Regions from separate parts of the Homo sapiens genome. Here region 1 is linked to region 2. A link is a loop called in an ENCODE intact Hi-C map of the cell type or tissue named here. Cell type or tissue: heart right ventricle. All regions are shown on one strand. Region 1 has its middle 6.3 kb from the start of ADCY9. Region 2 overlaps ADCY9 (adenylate cyclase 9).

Region 1 (2,500 bases), 120 kb after region 2:
GCTGGGATTACAGGTGTGAGCACCCAGCTGGCAATCACATTTTAAGGCAAGGAGGTGCCGATTGGTGGCCCCAACAAGATGAGCTTGGTTGAAAGAGCAGATGGGAGATTCGAAGTAAAGCATGGTGTCTGTCACTCAGCTTTGTCACCTGGCACAGCTCCTGCTGGAGCTTCCATCCCATCTGTGTGGAATAATGGTGAGGAGCCCAGGATTGGGTGTAGGAAAAACTCTGCAGGAGCTGTGAAGTGGGTTGAACGGAGTCCCCTCAAAATTCAGGTCCACCAGGATCCTCAGAATGTGGCCTTATTTGGAAATGGGCTTTTGCACACATAATTAGTTAAGAAACAGTTGTACTGGACCACGATGGCCTAAATCTGATGACTGGCATCATTTTAAGAAGAGGAACCGGGCACAGTGGCTCATGCCTATAACCCCAAGGCTTTGGGAGGCCAAGACAGGAGGATCACTTGAGCCCAAGAGTTGGAGACCAACCCAGACAACAGAGTGAGCCCTGCGCTTTTTTTTTTTTTTAATTTGAGATGAGGCCTTGCTCTGTTGCCCAGGCTGGAGCGCAGTGGCGTGATCTTGGCTCACGGCAACGTCCTCCTCCCAGGCTCAAGTGATCCCTCCACCTCAGCCTCCTGAGCAGCTGGGACCACAGGCAGGCACCACCATGCCTGGCTAATTTTTGTATTTTTAGAGAGATGGCGTTTTGCCATGTCACCTAGGCTGGTCTCAAACTCCTGGATTAAAGCAATCCACCTGCCTTGGCCTCCCAGAGTGCTGGAATTACAGGTATGAGCCACTGCACCCAGCCCAAAAATGTTTTTTAAAAATTAGCTAGGTGTGGTGGCACGCACCTGTGGTCCTAGCTACTGAGAAGGTCCAGGTGGGAAGATCGCTTAACCCCAGGAGTTCAAGGCTGCAGTGAGTTGTGATTCCGCCACTGTATTCCAGCCTGGGCACCCTGTCTCAAAATAAAAAATTAAAGTTAAGGCCAGCGCGGTGGCTCACGCCTGTAATCCCGGCACTTTAGGAGGCCAGGGCGGCTGGATCACGAGGTCAGGAGATCGAGACCATCCTGGCTAACACGGTGAAACCCATCTCTACTAAAAATACAAAAAAATTAGCAGAGCATGGTGGCAGGCGCCTGTAGTCCCAGCTACTTAAGAGGCTGAGGCAGGAGAATGGTGTGAACCCGGGAAGTGGTGATTGCAGTGAGCTGAGATCCCGCCACTGCACTCCAGCCTGGGGAACAGAGTGAGACTCCGTCTCAAAAAAAAAAAAAAAAATTAAAGTTAAAAAAAGAAAAAGAAGAGGAAAAGACACAGAGACATGCAGGGGAGGAGAAGACAGATAAGACAAGACAGAAGACATATAAAGACAGAGGCAGAGATAAGAGTGATGCAGCCACCAGCCACGGAACCCCAAGCGGTCCTGGGAGACTCCAGAGGCTGACAGAGGCAAGGCAGGATCCTGCCCTAGAACCTTCAAAAGAAGCGTGGCTCCACGGACACTTTGATTTCACACTTCTGGCCTCTAGAACCATGAGAAAGCGAAATAAGAGAGATGGGGCCAGGCACAGTGGCTCACGCCTGTAATCCCAGCACTTTGGGAGGCCGAGGCGGGTGGATCATCTCAAGTCAAGAGTCTGAGAGCAGCCTGGCCAACATGGAGAAACCCCATCTCTACTAAAAAGATAAAAATTAGCCAGGCGTGGTGGTCGGCACCCGTAATCTCAGCTACTAGGGAGGCTGAGGCAGGAGAATCACTTGAGCCCGGGAGGCGGAGATTGCAATGAACTGAGATTGCACTACTGCACTCCAGCCTGGGCAACAGAGCAAGACTCTGGCTCAAAAAAAAAAAAAAAGGGAGTAATGGAATTTTCTTGTCTCTACAAGAAAATGAGAAGAACAGCCCAAGAAACCCAGCATCCAAATAATAAAGGGTTTCAGAAAGAAGAGAGAACACAGAAGGGAGAAACTGCTGAGCAACCATTCAAGAAACGTTTTCCTAAATGAAGAATGTGATTGAAAAGGACCAGCAAGTGGCCAACACGATGACTGGAAACAGACCCACACCAAGACACAGCGCAGCGCAACTTCAGAACTACAGAGAGCTACAGGGAGAAGCTCCGGCAAGAAAAAGCAGGTTTCAAACAGAGTGTGGAGAATGAGGATGACACCTAGATGCAACCATCTGGGGATGGGGAAGGGGCGCAGACAGGCATGTAAATCTCCCAGGGTGATTCTCGTAATCACGTGTTGTTTAGAATAATCAGGCCAGGTCATTTTGTCGGGGATCCCACCCCCGTGTCACCATCTGCTGGTATTTTTCCTTGGATTAATTAGTCAGGTTTTCCAGAGAAGACCCTTCAGGCTTGCTGCCACTCAGCTGAGAGGGGCAGAAGGCTGGAAGTCTCAGCCTTCAGTATCAAAACCTTCGCTCAGCAAACCATCCGTAGGGATAGTTTCAATCCTATTGGCGTGCTGCCAACCCT
Region 2 (2,500 bases):
TGGGCACAGTGGTGTGTGCTTGTAGTCCCAGCTACTCAGGAGGCTGAAGTGGGAGGGTCGCTTGAGCCCAGGAGGGAGAGGCTGCCATGAGCTATGGTCATGCCACTGTACTGCAGACTGGGTCATAGAGCAAGACCTTGTCTCTTTAAAAAAGAAAAAAGAAGCCAGGCGCAGTGGCTCATGCCTGTAATCCCAGCACTTTGGGAGGCCAACATGGGTGGATCACAAGGTCAGGAGATTGAGACCATCCTGGCCAAGATGGTGAAAGCCCGTCTCTACTAAAATACAAAAAATTAGCCTGGCGTGGTGGTGCACACCTGTAGTTTCAGCTACTAGGGAGGCTGAGGCAGGGGAATCTCTTGAACCCGGGAGGTGGAGGTTCCAGTGAGCCGAGATGGTGCCACTGCACTCCAGCCCGGGCAAAAGAGCAAAACTCTGTCTCAAAAAAAAAAAAAAAAAAAAAAAAAAAGAAAAGAAAGAAAGAAAGAAAAGAAAAGAAAAGAAAAGAAAAGAAAAGAAAAGAAAAGAAAAGAAAAAAAGAGAAATCCATCTACCCAATGGAGAGATTCTCACATCTCAACATCCCCTTCTGAGCTGTAGTTAGAGGCCCCTTCTGTACCAGGAGGGTCCCACCATGCAATGGTGGGTGGGTTTGTTTCCCTCCCCTGACCTCCTACCCCCCAACCCCCATGGCAATTTTCCTTGAGCGATTCATTAGCTTAATTTTAATCTGGATTAAGACATTTCACAACATGTTTTTTGCCAAGTACAGATGCCTCTGTGAAATGTTTCCCAGCCGGCTAAACAGCGTCTCCCCCTGCACAGCTGCAGGCATCTCCACCCCTGCTGAGAAGCCCTCCCTGGGAAGAGTATTTCTGACTCCAGGAAGCTGCAGGCATGGAAGCACCTCACTGCCTTGGGAGACAACCCTAGCAGCTGGCTCACAGGGAGCCACACGGGCAGGCACATTAGAGAAAAAGCAGTGTCATAATGACAGTAGCTACTATGACTTAGGAATGTCTATGGGCCAAGATCCTACCCGTGAACAAGTCGGGCCCCCATCCACGCAATATCTGCAGTCTCGACTGTATGATCTCGTCCTTTGCAGCCACACTGTGAGGCAGCAATGATCATTCCGCAGACGGCCACAGACTCCAGGGCCCTGGGACCCGGACCACCGTCATATGGCTCTGGCCCCCTTTCCTGGCACAAGGAGGACCCAGGAATAATCCTGGCACCTTGCTCTCCTGGGCCTTGTTTCCCTAGAGTGACCTGAGCAGCTATGCCTGTCCTCCTGGTTCTTCCAAGCAGCACCCTGGGCCCTCCGGCATCAAGGGAAGTCTCAAGACTTCTAAGGTCCTCCCAGCAGCACGCCTGGCGGGCCAGGGAGTTTGCTGGCTGTTGCCTGGGTAACCTGAGATTCCCTGGAGAACGCCCAAGAGCAAACTCTGCATTTTTCCGGATTATCTTTGCTCCTTCCCCCATGTGGACGTGGGCTTTGGAGGGAAGAGTGTAGCCATTTCTCTAACACACTTGGGCACATTTGCATTTGTTTTTAACACATTTCAGGACGTGCACCCTACATTCCGGTCAAAATATATGGCACAAAGCTATAAAATCGTTTTTTCTTCAAGGTTATTTCTCATCACAAGATAAATCATTTCTAAGCCAACAGCTGTCCCTTTTCAAAACTGTCAAGGGAGGGAGTGGGGAAACCTCTTTTCTCAGAAATGAGGAGGATACACCAGTAGAAGAGCCCTGGCTTTGCCTGCTTCGTCTTCTCAACACGACTGTTTTGCAAGATGTCGTGTTATCAGAAGCATCCTTTGCTCCCAAACTCAAAATGATGTTAACATGGTGAGCAGGAATAGTCATGATATTGCAACCACAATAACCACAAACACAATTTCCTGAGGTGTTCTTTGAAACTCCTTGTATCTGCTTAACCCTCGTAAGCAACCACGATGCAGGTACTATGATCGGTTCCATTTTACAGATGAGGACACTGAGACAGAGCAAGCACTGGCCCAGAGCCACACGGTACGGTCGGAACCGCGTAAAGAGGCGGTGAGCCCAGGCAGCAGAGCTCCTGGCCCCAACGATCTCCAGGTGAACGGGGCAGCCTGTCAGTGCGGCAGAGCCATGGGGCTAACTCTATGTCCCTGGCATTGCTGTTTAAGCTAACAGGTTAGGTACGGGCATAAGTACAAAATAGAGTATTTCTGCTAATGCAACATTAGAGAAAAATAGAAGCAGAATATTAGAAGAAAAGATAAGCAGTAATTATCACAGAAAAAGAAATTTTCTTACATCCCCAAAGCAGTAAGAACAGACAGCAGATGGCCTGAGAATACTAGACAAGTCACCACATGAACACACACGTGTAAAACTCACACACACAATCTCAGAGCCACACGGGGCGGAGTCGAAAAGTCCCTGGACCTCTCACTCAATCCCTTAGCCCTAAAGGACCACTGGGCTCAATAACCAGGCTGGTGAT

What was found. Peaks named below come from ENCODE experiments on the same cell type or tissue, not always from the same donor. Only the 100,000 strongest peaks of a DNase experiment are listed, where the experiment ranks them.
Region 1: it touches region 2 in a loop (4-fold over the local background); 45 of 110 quality-filtered maps call a loop at or near these places.

The regions. Positions count from the first base shown.
Region 1 is chr16:4,121,466-4,123,965 of GRCh38, forward strand. No RefSeq gene overlaps it. Among named protein-coding and RNA genes, the nearest start is that of ADCY9, 6.3 kb to the left of the region's middle. In heart right ventricle, no CTCF peak of the experiment used is centred here; no DNase peak of the experiment used is centred here.
Region 2 is chr16:3,998,267-4,000,766 of GRCh38, forward strand. The region is part of intron 3 of ADCY9 (adenylate cyclase 9); the gene reads right to left. Among named protein-coding and RNA genes, the nearest start is that of TRIDDENT, 49 kb to the left of the region's middle. RefSeq lists a silencer at 2,462-2,500. In heart right ventricle, no CTCF peak of the experiment used is centred here; DNase peaks (open chromatin) are centred at 905 and 1,315; H3K27ac peaks cover 1,681 bases.